Linked DNA regions of Homo sapiens: region 1 is linked to region 2. Evidence: read pairs that join two places in POLR2A ChIA-PET (ENCODE). Cell type or tissue: GM12878. All regions are shown on one strand. Each heading gives the region's core, and the rest is flanking DNA. Links, peaks and the distances in the headings are about the cores only.

What was found. ChIA-PET counts read pairs that join two places held together with the same protein. Peaks named below come from ENCODE experiments on the same cell type or tissue, not always from the same donor. Only the 100,000 strongest peaks of a DNase experiment are listed, where the experiment ranks them.
Region 1: POLR2A ChIA-PET joins it to region 2 with 9 read pairs; 3 of 35 experiments call an interaction of 5 or more read pairs at or near these places.

The regions. Positions count from the first base shown.
Region 1 is chr16:14,381,722-14,389,325 of GRCh38, forward strand. No RefSeq gene overlaps it. Among named protein-coding and RNA genes, the nearest start is that of LINC02130, 15 kb to the left of the region's middle. In GM12878, for the core only: no CTCF peak of the experiment used is centred there; no DNase peak of the experiment used is centred there.
Region 2 is chr16:14,604,692-14,612,295 of GRCh38, forward strand. PARN (poly(A)-specific ribonuclease) reads right to left here. Exons shown (of 24, transcript NM_002582.4): 7 at 5,953-6,118; 8 at 4,367-4,432; 9 at 3,590-3,628; 10 at 1,793-1,835. Among named protein-coding and RNA genes, the nearest start is that of PARN, 22 kb to the right of the region's middle. In GM12878, for the core only: no CTCF peak of the experiment used is centred there; DNase peaks (open chromatin) are centred at 1,640 and 3,511; H3K4me3 peaks cover 1,996 bases; H3K27ac peaks cover 3,753 bases.

The DNA.
Region 1 (7,604 bases), core at 1,774-5,773, 220 kb before region 2:
GCACTCCAGCCTGGGCAACAAGAGTGAAACTCCATCTCAAAAAATAATAATAATAATAATAAAAAAAAGATAAAAAGCAAATCCCAAAGGTGAATACAATACAGAAACAAGTAACCTAATTGCATATCAAATTGATAACATAATCAAAATGAGAAAACTTATTTATTTATTTATTTTTTGAGATAGAGTCTCACTCTATGGCCCAGGCTGGAGTGCAGTGGCACAATCTCAGCTCACTGCAGCCTTCACCTCCCAGGTTCAAGCGATTCTCCTGCCTCAGCCTCCCGAGTAGCTGGGATTACAGGCGCCTGCCACCACACCTGGTTAATTTTTGTGTTTTTCATAGAGACAGGGTTTCACCATGTTGGCCAGGCTGGTCTCGAACTCCTGAACTCAAGTAATCCGCCCACCTCGGCTTCCAAAGCGCTGAGATTACAGGAGTGAGCCACTGTGCCTGGATGAAAACTTATTTCTGTTAATACTACCTGTTGAACACAGTGATCTTACTGTACCTCCTCAGGGTGATATATATTCAGTGACATATTTTAAGGACAAAAAGAATGACATAGGCATCTTAAATAGCCCCCATGTCTGTGTGTGTGTGTGTGTGTGCAAGCGCGTGTGTGTTTTGAGACGGAGTCTTGCTCTGTCACCCAGCCTGGAGAGCAGTGGTGCGACCTCGGCTCACTGCAACCTCCGCCTCCCGGGTTCAAGCGATTCTCCTGCCTCAGCCTCCCACGTATCTGGGACTATAGGCGCGTGCCACCACGCCCAGCTAATTTTTGTATTTTTAGCAGAGACGAGGTTTCACCATATTAGCCAGGATGGCGTCAATCTCTTGGCCTCGTGATCCACCCGCCTCAGCCTCCCAAAGTGCTGGGATTACAGGCGTGAGCCACCGCGCCTGGCCTGTCTTCTTTTTTTTAATTGAGGTGAAACTCACATGAAATTAATTAAAGTTTTAAAGTGTACAACTCGGTGGCATTTAGGACATTGAAGATGTTGTGCAACTATCACCACTATCTATCATCACTATCTGGAACTTTTTATTGCCTCAAAAGAACACCTCATCCCCATGAATCAGCCACTCCTTACTCCACCCTTCTCCCAGGCCCTGAAAACCACCAATCTGCTTTATATCTTTTGTAGGTTTGTTTTTAGAGGTTGTTGCTATTACAATTTTTGAATAATTGTATACTTAGTGTAGGATAAATACTAATGTTTTTAGGGACCTAGATTTTCAGTGTGTGAAAAAAGAGATATAAATATAAAAGTAGTTATGATGAGGCCAGGTGTGGTGGCTCATGCCTATAATCCCTGCACTTTGGGAGGCTGAGGTGGGAGGATCACTTGAGCCCAGGATTTTGAGACCAGTCCAGGCAACACAGCAAAACCTAGTCTCTACCAAAAAAACAGCCATGGTGATGCACACCTGTATTCCCAGCTACTTGGGAGGCTGAGGTGGGAGGATCTCCTGAGCCCAGGTAGAGGCTGCAGTGAGCTGTGATTGTGCCATTGTACTCTAGCCTGGGCAACAGAGCGAGACCCTATCTCAAAAAATAATAAAAATAAGTGCAGTTAGGATGAACAGCTGAACAGCCATTTTTATACCAATATTCATAAGAGCATCATTCACAATAAGTCAAAAGGTAGAAATAACACCCGTGTCTATTATCAGATGAATGATAAACAAAATATGGTATATAAAGACAATAGAATATTATTTAGCCTCAAAAAAGGAAGGAAATTGGCTGGGCGCGGTGGCTCACGCCTGTAATCCCAGCACTTTGAGAGGCCGAGGCGGGCAGATCGACCACGAGGTCAGGAGATCGAGACTACCCTGGACAACATGGTGAAACCCCGTCTTTACTAAAAACACAAAAAATTAGCCGGACATGGGGGTGGGCACCTGTAGTCCCAGCTACTCGGAAGGCTGAAGCAGGAGAACTGCTTCAACCTGGGAGGCAGAGGTTGCAGTGAGCTGAAATCGCACTACTGCACTCCAGCCTGGGTGACAGAGCAAGACTCTGTCCAAAAAAAAAAAGAAGACAATTCTGACATAGGCTACAATACAGATGATTGTCAAAAACATCATGCTTTGTAAAAGCAGATAGTCATGGCAGGACAGACAGTGTGTGATTCCACATATGAGGTTCCTAGAGTAGTCAGATTTATAGAGACAGAAAATAGAACGGTGTTACCGAGGGCTGGGAAGGGAGATGAGGAGTTTGTATTTAATGGATACTGAATCGTGGTCTGGGAAAATGAAAACATTCTGGAGGTGGATGGTGGCGAGGGCTGCCCAATAATGTGAATGCACTTAATGTCATTGAACTTAAAAAGTTAAGAAGGTCAGGCCAAGTGCAGTGGCTCACACCTGTAATCTCAGCACTTTGGGAGGCCGAGGTGGGCGGATCACCTGAGGTCAGGAGATCACCAGCCTGACCAACATGGTGAAACCCCATCTCTACTAAAAATATAAAAATTAGCTGGGCATAGTGGCACATGCCTGTAATCCCAGCTACTCGGGAGGTTGAGGCAGGAGGATGGCTTGGACCTGGGAGGCGAGGGTTACAGTGAGCCAAGATTGCACCACTACACTCCAGCCTGGGTGACAGAGTGAGACTCCATCTCAATAAAAAAGAAAAATTAAGAAGGTCAATTTATGTTATGTATATTCTAAAAACAATAAAAAAAGTAGTTATGAAAACACTCTTGACATGTGACGTTTACATTGGAACTATCAGTATCCTCTGTTGATATCTCCCTTATCCTTTGTTTCACTTTCCAAGGTTTCAATTTTATATGTATACATATAAGATTTATCAGTATTCATGCATGAGTTTGTTGTTTTGTTGTTTTTGAGAAAAGGTCTTGTCTTGCTCTATCACCCAGGCTGGAGTGCAATGGCAAGATCTTAGCTCACTGCAGCCTCTGCCTCCCAGGCTCAAGTGATCCTCCCACCTCAGCCTCCAAAGTAACTGGGACAACAGGTGTGTGCCACCAAGTGCAGCTAATTTTTGTATTTTTTGTACAGATAGGGTTTCACCATATTGCCCAGGCTGGTCTTGAACTCCAGGGCTCCATCCATCTGCCTGCCTCAGCCTCCCAAAGTGCTGAGATTTATAGGCGTAAGCTACCATGTCCAACCCACGCATAATTTTTTAAAAATACATTTTAGGTCTCTGTCCACTGAAATAGCCTGGGGTAATGACAGCCCAGCAGCAATGAGCACATCTAACACCCAGGTCTGGGATTCTAAACACCATTTCCTCTTAACTAAGAACTGAGGCTCTTTGGAGAAATGGCTGATTCCAGCTGAGCTTACGATATCTTGTATAGAAAATCGAGAAAGCTATCAAAGACAAAAAGAATCACATCAAAGGGACATAGAAGTCAGGTCGAAGGGACATCCGTTGGCCACACAGGGACTTTTAAACATCTAGAAGAATAATGACTATAATGAAGTATAACATATTGAATAATAAATTGGATGAATAAAAATCCATCTGTCCATATTGACAATTATCCTCATTATTCAAGGATCTGATATTTGCAGATATGCCTACTCGCTATAATTTATTTGTAACCCCCAAATCAACAGCACTTGCAACATTTTCATTGTCAATCACAAAGGCAAAGCAGGGAAAAAAATCTTAATCTCCTGACGTGAGTGCTCCCAGGGGAGGTCAAACAAGGTGACACTCTGCCTCCTTTCAGTTCCCATACTGTAAACAAGCGTCCTTTTTGTAGTCGATTTAACCAGATGTGCCACGTTTTCTGTATTTGTGTAGGTGATTTTATCACTTAAAATGGTCCCCGTGTACTGCTAATGTGATGTCCAAAGTTTCTTTTCTTTTTTTTTTTTTTTAGACAGAGTTTCACTCTGTTGCCCAAGCTGGGATGCAGTGGCGCAATCTTGGCGCACTGCAGCCTCCGCCTCCCGGGTTCAAGCAATTCTCCTGCCTCAGCCTCCCGAGTAGCTAGGATTACAGGCATGCACCACCACACCTGGCTATTTTTTGTATTTTTAGTAGAGACGGGGTTTCACCATGTTGGCCAGACTGGTCTCCAACTCCTGACCTCAGGTGATCTACCCGCCTCAGCCTTCCATAGTGCTGGGATTACAGGCGTGAGCCACCGTGCCCAGCCTTAGTGTCCAATGTTTCTAAGCAAGGAAAGCTGTGATGAGCCTCACAGAGAAAATGTGTATGTCAGATAAGCTTCACTCAGAGACAAGTTGTAGTGCTGCTGGCTTTTAGTTCAATGTTAACAAACCAAACATGTATATTAAATAAGGCATCTTCAAACAGAAAGGCAGATAAAACCAGGTTATGTATTCATCAGTTGACAACATGACCAGAGGCTTACAGGAACTAAACCTATATTTCCCCTGGAAGCAAGGGTTCAGCATGCCTTAATTCAATGTTTGCTGTGGCAACTTTAGAAAACATAACTCACTCTAATAAGAATTCACTGAACTTAAAAAATAAAAGTGGGGGAAAGCCTTTTTTTTTTTTTTTTTTTGAGACAGGGTGTCACTGCATCACCCAGGCTGGAATGTAGTGATGCAATCACAGCTCACTGTAGCCTCCAATTCCTGGGCTCAAGCGATCCTCTTGCCTCAGCCTCCCAGATAGCCCCACAAGTGCATGCCACACCATGCTCAGCTAATTTTTAAATGTTTTGTAGAAACGAGGTCTCAATATGTTGCCCTGGCTGGTCCCAAACTTTTGGGCTCAAGCGATCCTCCTGCCTCATCCTCCCAAAGTGTTGGGATTACAGGAATGACCCACCACGCCCAGTCAGAAAAGTTCTTTTCTATAGAAGATTACCAGTTCAAATGTAGCAGTTATGATGGAGTTAGCAAAATCACAGTTTTGCAAACCCCAGTGCAATTGTCGATTCAGGCCAGGGTCATGATGAGATGCCAATGTGCTGGGTAAAAGGTCACTGGGGAGCAGGCTACTCACCCAGAGCCAGGACAGCACCCCACAGACTACCTATGGCAGAGGGACAATGACTTGACAATGGGGACATCAAGCAGTGAACACGTAAATGAAGCAATAAGCTCAGGACCCCTGAGTGGTACAGTCTGCTGGCAGGTGCCCCCGTGATGTGACCCAACATCACGTTACCCCTGGGGCGCTAAAATCTTTCATCTCGCCAGGCGTGGTGGCTCACGCCTGTAATCCCAGCACTTTGGGAGGCCGAGGCAGGCGGATCACAAGGTCAGGAGATCGAGACCATCCTGGCTAACATGGTGAAACCCCATCTCTACTAAAAATACAAAAAATTAGCCAGGCATGGTGGCACGCGCCTGTAGTCCCAGCTACTCCGGAGGCTGAGGCAGGAGAACCACCTGAACCCAGGAGGCGGAGGTTGCAGTGAGCCGAGATCGTGCCATTGCACTCCAGCCTGGCGACAGAGTGAGACCCCATCTCAAAAAAAAAAAAAAAAAAAAATCTTTCATCTAGGCCTAACTTTCCAGGGTGCAGGAAATACATGAGACAGATGAACAAGTTGAACGGCTTCACGAGGGAAAAATTAGGCAAATACAGGCCAGACACGGTGGCTCACTCCTGTAACCCAGCACTTTGGGAGGCCAAGGTGGGCAGATCACTCGAGATCAGGAGTTCGAGAGCACTAGAATTGCTTGAACCCGGGAGGCAGAGGTTGCAGCAGTGAGCCAAGACCGTGCCACTACACTGCAGCCTGGGCAACAGAGCAACACTCCATCTCAAAAAAAAAAAAAAAAAGAATTACACAAATACAGTAGTTCTCCCTTATCCTCAATGTCACTTTCCCAGGTTTCTGTTACTCGTGGTCAACTGTGGTTGGAAAATAGGTGACTGGCCAGGTGCAGTGACTCATGCCTATAATCCTGGCACTTTGGGAGCTCAAGGCAGGTGGATCACCTGAGGTCAGGAGTTCGAGACCAGCCTGGCCAACATAGGGAAACCCTGTCTCTACTAAAAATACAAAAAATTAGCCAGCCATGGTGGCACACTCCTGTAATCTCAGCTACTCAGGAGGCTGAGGCAGGAGAATCGCTTGAACCCGGGAGGCAGAGGTTGCCGTGAGCTGAGATTGCACCATTGCACTCCAGCCTGGGTGACAAGAGCGAAGCTCCATCTCAAAAAGAAATGAAAATCGGTGACTACAGTGTAGCAGGATATTGACAGCCCACATTCATAAAACTCATTACAGTATATTGTTATAATTGTGCCATTTTATCATGAGTCCTTGTCGCTGATTTCTTACTGTGCCTAATTTATAAATTAAACTTTGTCAAGGGTATCTATCTACAGAAAGAGACATAGTATTAATATATATAGGGCTCAGTACTAGCCACAGTTTTAGGCATCAGTGGGGTTATTGGAGTGTACTCCCCTTGGACAAGGGGGGAATGCTGTACAGAATTTAAGATAACCTACAATACAAAAAGAACCTAGACTCTTCTAGAAGTCAGTGTCATGGGTAGGGGGAAATGGCAGGACAAAAAAATAGACCCAAAGATTGAAACAATGCAACCAAATGCAACGTGCAATGCATGCGTGATAGGATCCTGGTTTAAAATCTAAAACGTGTCTGGCCGCGGTGGCTCACGCCTGTAATTAATCCCACTATTTTTGGGAGCCCAAGGCAGGCAGACTGCTTGAGCTCAGGAGTTCAAGACCAGCCTGAGCAACATAGTGAAACCTGATCTCCACTAAAAATAGAAAAATCAGCTGGGCATGGTAGCACGTGCCTGTAGTCCTAGCTACTTGGGAGGCTGAGGGGGAAGGATCACTTGAGCCCATGGTATATTTATGACATATAATAAATTATTATAATTTATTATTTATCAAAATAAAGTATAAAATATATTTTTATTTATTTTGAGACAGAGTCTCACTCTGTCACCAAGGCTGGAGTGCAGTGGTACAATCTTGGCTCACTGCAACCTCTACCTCCCAGGTTCAAGCGATCCTCCTGCCTCAGCCTCCCAAGTAGCTGGGATCACAGGTGCCTGACACCACGCTTGACTATAAAATGTTATTTTTTGTTTGTTTTTGAGATGACATCTCACTCTGTTGCCCAGGCTGGAGTGCAGTGATGCCGTCATGGCTCACTGCAGCATCAACTTCCAGGGCTCAAGTTATTCTCCCACCTCAGGCCCCTGAGTAGCTGGGACTACAGGCATATGCCACCGCGCATGGCTAGTTTTTGTATTTTTTGTAGAGACAGGGTCTCACCGTGTTGCCCAGGCTGGTCTTGGACTCCTGGGCTCAAGTGATCCTCCCACCTTGGCCTCCTAAATTGTTGAGATTACAGGTTTGAGCTACTGTGCATAGCGAAATGTATTTTTACATATTGGGACAACTGAGAATATTTGAATGTGGACAGGCTATTAGATGATGTTGAAATTTGTTAATTGTACTTAGGGGTGAAGTGTTTAAGGTCTAACTTATCTTTAACCTCCACAGAGTGAGATAAAACAAATACAGAAAATAATTACCGAATCGAGGTAGTGGGTAGATAGGTGAGTTTATGTACTATTTTTCCTCCAAGATTTTTGTCTGTATAAAAATATTCACAAAAACAAGTTGGAGAGTGGCCTA
Region 2 (7,604 bases), core at 1,523-5,522:
TGCAAACTCTGCCTCCCAGATTCAAGTGATTCTCCTGCCTCAGCCTCCAGAGTAGCCAAGATTACAGGTGCGCACCAATACGCCCAGCTAATTTTTGTATTTGTAGTAGAGACAGGGTTTCACCATGTTGCCCAGGCTGGTCTCAAACTCCTGACCTCAAGTGATCTGCCCACCTTGGCATCCCAAAGTGCTGGGATTACAGGCATGAGCCACCACACCCAGCCAGAAGTTGTAATTTTTGTAACCGCACACTTTTTTTGTATGTGTGACAGGTTATCACTCCCATTGCTCAGGCTGGAGTGCAGTGGCATGATCACAGCTCACTGCAGCCTCAAATTTCTGGGTTCAGATGATCCTCTCACCTCAGCCTCCTGAGTAGCTGGGACTACAGGCATGTACCACTATGCCTGGCTAATTTCTTTTTATATTTTTAGTAGAGACGGAGTTTCACCATGTTGTCCAGGCTGGTCTCAAACTCCTGGGCTCAAATGACCTGCTCATCTCAGCCTCCCAAAGTGCTGGGATTACAGGCCTGAGCCACCATGCCCAGCCACTGTAGTCTTTCATGAGCCAAATACAACAGAAAATACTTTGAAATGCCAACATAAGTTGAGCTAATGCATTACAAACCAAATTTTGTCTCTGTGTTTCCATGACATTTTCCTACGGTTTACTAATTCAACCCAACAGACATCAGTTAAAAATATCAACAGACTGTGAGAATAAGACATTTCCTATGACAAATACTAAAAAAGTTATATTGCATTTGAACATTGACTTCTGAAGAGTTTTAAAGTAAAATGTATATGTTGTATTAACATTAACAAAACTTACATATATATGTTGTATTACCATAAGAAAAAACTCTGGATTTTCTGCCAAAGTGTCAGATAACTAGTACTTTCTTTCTCATATATTTTGTGTCCACTAAAGATAAATTATCTACCAAGATTATTTTTCTACTTTATTTAATCTCTAATTTTATACCTGACTTAACAGCAACAACAAATTATAAAATTGAAAAACTGCAGAAGGAACCCACCACTAGCCACCCACTTCCCATCACAATTCTATCAGTGTACCCTGTGTACTCAGGACAATAGCTGTGCTTACGACCCAAATTCTAAAATTTAATTTTGTCTGCCCACGCAACATGAAGCCATTTCTTCACATGTACCATTATAGCTTTCTGCCATAGTAAGAATACAAACTAATATTTGTATACTTTCAAGTTTACAAGGCATCACTTCCACTTACCCACGGTATCACCATAAAAAGGCTATGAGAAAGTATAGATCACCGTTATCATGCTCAGTCCCAATGTACAGAAGAAAATTAGGCTTAAAGAGATCAAATGACTTACCCTAGGTTACCTAGCTCATAACAAGCACAGACAAGATACAAATTCTGACTTTCAGCACACTAAGGATTGAGCATGGTAGCTCAGGCCTGTAATCCAGCACTCTGCGAGGCCGAGGCGGGCAAATTGTTTGAGCCCAGGAGTTCAAGACTAGCCTGGGCAACAGGGCGAAACCCTGTCTCTACTAAAAATATAAAAAATTAGCCAAGCATGGTGGCACGAGCCTGTAGTCCCAGCTTGGGAGGCTGATGTAGGAGGATCACCTGAGCCCAGGAAGTCAAGGCTGCAGTGAGCCGTGACTAACCACTGCACTCCAGCCTGGGTAATCAGAGAAAGACCCTGAGGGAAAAAAAAAAAGAAAAAAAAAAGAAACCCCTAACAGTGTAACAATGGATGTGTTTAATGTTAGCCCTAGATAATTCTTGGGGTTACCTTTTCAGTTTCTAAAGTCTCAACATGAATGCCTTTCGGATACCTAAAGAAAAGAAAAACATAGTATCAGTAGATGAGTCAATGACAGCTAAATCCCAAAGTATTTTATAAGCAACTATCCAGCTACTAATTAAGTAAGTTTTATTAACTACAAAATAATTATCACTACAATGGAGACTTTACAGCACATTTATTTTATAACGTTTCAGCTGCTAAATGTTTCCTTACCCTTGCTCTTAAACACATAAACGTGGATTTGACTTCAAATTAATTTTTTTTAGGACTTAGGTATTTTCTATTTTTTTTTTTTTTTTTGAGACAAGAGTCTCTCTCTGTCGCCCAGGCTGGAGGGCAGTGGCGCGATCTCGGCTCACTGCAAGCTCCACCTCCCTGGTTCACGCCATTCTCCTGCCTCAGCTTCCCAAGTAGCTGGGACTATAGGCACCTGCCACCACACCCAGCTAATTTTTTGTATTTTTAGTAGAAACGGGGTTTCACCGTGTTAGCCAGGATGGTCTCGATGTCCTGACCTCGTGATCCTCCCGCCTGGGCCTCCCAAAGTATTGGGATTACAGGTGTGAGCCACTGCGCCTGACCAGGACTTAGGCACTTTCTAAAATGTCCTACATCTCAAAATACAGTCAACTCATTACCACAGAGTCAAATCTTGCTTCCAAATATAAAAATGTTTCCTAACTGAAATTGTGAAAGTCTTTTTATTTTATTTATTTATTTATTTTTTTGAGATGGAGTCTCACTCTGCCACTCAGGCTGGAGTGCCAAGCCGCAATCTTGGCTCACTGCACCTCTGCCTCCAGGGTTCAAGAGATGCTCCTGCCTTTGCCTCCCAAGTAGCTGGGATTACAGGCATGTGCCACCATGTCCGGCTAAATTTTGTATTTGTAGTAGAGACGGGGTTTCACCATGTTGGCCAGGCTGGTCTTGAACTCCTGACCTCAGGTGATCTGCCCACCTCGGCCTCCCAAAGTACCAGGATTACAGGAGTGAGCCACCGCGCCCGGCCTGAGTCTTTTTAGATTGCACAGGGCATATAAAGAGGAGGTTTTAGATGGCCAGCTCTGCTGTAGTTTTGCATGGTATTAACAGCTTGCATCAGCCAAGGAGGAGAGGGATCTGGAATGCAGGTGGAGTAGGCTGCAAGGACGACATGACAGGAAAGGAGTGTGGGCAAACTAAACAGCCCTTTCCTGTTGTGTTCAAAGTATATTCCCAGTATACATGTCACTGGTAGATTCCAACAGAAGAACAAGGTCCCCAAAGTCAAATGGAAATGTCCACCTGTCTATGTCAATGTTCAATTTCTGAGTTGAAGACCCACCTGCAAACACAAGGAAACCAAGGGAAACATCCTTGGAAAAATACACACACAAAAGTCTGGATGTTATTTCAGGGGATTCACAGACCTCCTGAAACCCATCCATAGTCTCACCCTAAGTTAAGAACTCTTGCTTTACCAAAAGCATTCATCTGAGTATTTCCTAGGTCTGAAAACCAAATATTTATTGTATACCCCAAAGGACAAAAACACTACCAATCCATAGCTTAACAGATGCACCAAAGTGATAATTATTTTAAGAAGCCTTAAAGCATCTGTTAAAAAACAATAACAAAAGAAAATTAAGTGAGTATTCAACTTAAGAAAGTAGGGGGAACTTCATGTAGTCAAATCACTGAGAACCGCAGAATTTCAAAAAGGAAATGAGAACTAAGAGATTATATTTAGTCTTTAAATCCTGGGTCCCCCACAGAGCTGCTGCATACAATATAAATACTTACTTCCAGCTCAAAGTCTGATAAATTAGTTTTCTTTGGAACCTATAAAAACAAAAGAAAAGGTATTGATTTTGGCTCATTAGAAGTAAATCCAAACTGATCAAGCATTTGTTGAGAAGGATTTCGCTTTAAAAAGAGACTTCATTAGAACTGATAGGTAATTTGCAAACAAAAATACGCAGGTTTTTTGAGGTGGGGGGATTTCCTCATCACTTGTCTTCTAAAATTTTCTTTAATATTATGCTGCTTTTACTGAAGAGGTAGAAGTTCTCGTCTAATCAAAATATTGCTTCCTGCAGCTGCATAAAGAGAGCTTAAAGTAGACAGATGCATTGAAATACTTTTGTGAAACTCCTCACAAAGTAAAAGGAAAAAAAGACAATCACGTTACTGACTCTTTGAAATGCTAATGTTCTCTGAATACAGAGAGAAATTAAAAGGGTGGAAGTAGCCTGAAAGTGAATTCTTTCTTCTGAAGCCTTCACGTATTAAGCGCGCCTCAAGGCCAAATTAATTATGCCACTCTTGGGCATAACTGAAAGTCAAGGTTGCACAACAGTTTTCTCCGCTCCAAGTACAGGACAAAGCATTCATTCAGTGTCTCAGTATACACAGTCATCCCCACTGTGTAACGCTAAAGTTAGTGTTTAATTCTTGAGAACATAGCAATAATAAAAAGACCCTTTATAAAGCTGTTTTTAAAAGACTAGATGCATCAAATGCCACAAACCATCTACCTTTCCAAAAAAAGGACATGCAGAAATGTTCAGGACAACTAACCCGGTACATGGCTCTAAATCCAAGTTCTTGTTTTCTTCACTTTGTAATAAATCCTCTATTTTCTCTCTGAGGAATAAGAATAGACCATAACCATCAGTACCTTTAAGGAATGAAGTCATCAACCAAGAAAATAATCACAACCAAAAACAGTCTAACTATAAGAACATGTGACAATGTAATTCTACCAAATTACCCTAGAAATTTTAGTTCAAAGACTTTTTTAAAAATGCTTTATTTTGACCTAGGCATAGAATCCCAGCACTTTGGGAGGTCGACGTTGGGTGGATCACTTGAGCCCAGGAGTTCGCGACCAGCCTGGGCAATATACTGAGAGCCCCTCACTACAAAAAATAAATCTTAAAAATTAGCTGGGAGTGGTGCAGTGTAACTGTGGTCCCAGCTACTCCAGAAGCGGAGGTGGGAGGATCACCTGAGCCCAGGAAGTTGAGGCTGCAGTGAGCTGTGATCGCATCACTGCACTCCAGCCTTGGCAACAGAACGAGACCCTGTCTCAAAAAATAAATAACATAAAATAAAAAAGCTTTATTTGGCGTATTTTGGGGGGAAGAGGGTTACTGCTGCTATTTATTAGTGACAACTTCTCAAGGACTCGTCAATACAAGTGATTTAATTTTTGACTTTCCCAGTAAAATGGTTACACCAACAACTAAGCTGAGCAAGACCAGACACTTGTCCAAAATCACATCTGCTTGTCGGCACCTTTACTGCAAGCAAAGAGAACATGGACATGCTACAGGCTGGATAAGCCTGATCCACTCCTCTGCCTTCAAGGACATTGGACAGTGGCTGTCAGGTATTCAGTCCATGCAAGTTTTAGAAGTCAGCTGATTAGCATTTAAAAAACAAGAAAAGGGGCTGGACAATGGCTCACGCCTGTAATCCCAGCGCTCTGGGAGGCTGAGGCAGGAAGATCCCTTGAGCTCAGGAGTTTGACACCAGCCTGGGAAACATAGTGAGATCCGTCTCTATTAAAAAAAATAAAATAAAATAAAAAATCCACGCAGGTCTGACCACGTACTGAAATCTCTTGCCTAGTGACATGTAGCAAGTCCAAGTACAATACATGGAACTCTATTTACAATTTGTTGCTGTTACACTAATTTGAATATGCCGGCTAGGCATGCTGGCTCATGCCTGTAATCTCAACACTTTGAGAGGCTGAGGCGGGCAGATCACTTGAGGCCAGGAGTTCGAGACCAGCGTGGCCAACATGGCAAAACCTCGTCTCTACTAAAAATATAAAAATTAGGCGGGTGTGGTGGTGCACGCCTATAATCCCAGCTACTCTGGAGGCTGAGGCACAAGAATTGCTTGAACCTAGGAGGCAGAGGTTGCAGTAAGCCAGGATTGCACCAATGCACTCCAGCCTGGGCAAAAGAGCAAGACTGTCTCAAAAAAAAAAAAAAAAAAATTTTTTTTTTAATATGCCACAATTATATCCTGCCATTCACAACATCACACCCGTGTGTGTACTATGTTTGTAAAGCACAGGTTTGAGATATAGATGCCTGTCATCCCCAATATATAGCACACAATGCACGCTTAGTTTTAATTTAGGAACTTACACCACTTGGTCAATAAACTTCTTTTGATCCTCAGGAATCGTGACAGGACATTTTGAAGTGTTAGGAGATACATAGGACAGAGCTCCTGCACCATTCGCCTGTGAACGTTTTTCATCATACTGCTCTCTTAACTGTCTTTCTTCTTCCTGATTTAAATATGGAATTCCTAAACACGATTTTAAAAAGAATGCATTAGCAGAAGTAACTGTCTAACATAAAATTTGTTTAACAAACCAAAGAGTCTAAATTACTCAGGAAAGATTTACCATATTTAACTACATCTCAAAAAATGAACAGAAAGGCAAATGATTTTGAAATGTGTTTATCATTCATCCATTCATTCAGTCTTCTTTCAAGAAATATTTATCTGGCACTTATGCTGTGCCAAAGCATTATATTAGGCACTGGGGAATGAACAGTGACAAGCTGATGCATCCTGCTCTGTAGTGAAGGGAACTACTTCTGACAAGAAAATCAGGAAAGTCAGGGAAAACCCAAAGGATGAGAATAAGTCGGATACGAAAGGAGCTAGGGGAAGAGTCCTTCGGGTAGGGGAAACAAGTATTAATACCCAGAACATGGAAATGGCTTGGACGGTTCCAGGAGCAGCAAGGAGCTGGTGTGGCCAGATGTCATGAGCAAAAATGGAATGGTACAGCATCACATTGGAGAGAGTATGGAGCAAGATTCTGCAGGCCCTCACAGGCCAGTGTAAGAAATGTACATTATTCTAACAGTGGCTGGACAACATTAGAAGATTTTAAGCAAGATAATTACCTTACCTGCATAATGTTTCAAAGGCCATGATGACTACTCTGAGAGTGAAGTTAGGAAACAAGTCAGGAGCAATTGTCCAGGCAAGAGACAAGAGCTCAGATCAGAGGTCAGCAAACTTTTTCTTTGTTTTGTTTTGTTGTGAGACAGTCTTACTCTGTCACCCAGGCTGGCATGCAATGGCACAATATGAGCTCACTGCAACCTCTGCCTCCCAGGTTCAAGCAATTCTTCTGTCTCAGCCTCCCGAGTAGCTGGAATTACAAGCGTGCACCATCACACCAGGCTAATTTTTGTATTTTCGGTAGAGACAGGGTTTCGCTATGTTGGCCAGGCTGGTTTCGAACTCCAGACCTCACCGCCTGCCTCAGCCTTCCAAAGTGCTGGGATTACAGGCGGGAGCCACGGCCACCGCGCACGGCCAGCAAACTCTTTCTTAAAGGGCTCGATGGCAAATGTTTTAGGCTTGTGGGCAATGGGGGTCTCTGTCGCAATACTCAACCCTGCTGTTGTGGCACAAAAGCAGCCATACACAAAATGTACATGTACGGGCATAGCTGTAGTCCAACAAATCTTATTTACAAAACAAGGAGCCAGCAGTGGGCTCTTGTTTGTAACCCTGGTGTAGAGATGGCAGGGTAGAAGGAGACAGTGATTTTCTAGACATAAGACGTAACACTTACTGATATCCTGGAGATGAAGGATAAAGGGAAAGGCAAAATCAAGAGTAACACCTTGCGGCCGGGCATGGTGGCTCACGCCTATAATCCAACCACTTTGAGAGGCCGAGGCGGGCGGATCACAAGTTCAAAAGATGGAGACCAGCCTGGCCAACATGGTGAAACCCCGTCTCTACTAAAAATACAAAAATTAGCTGG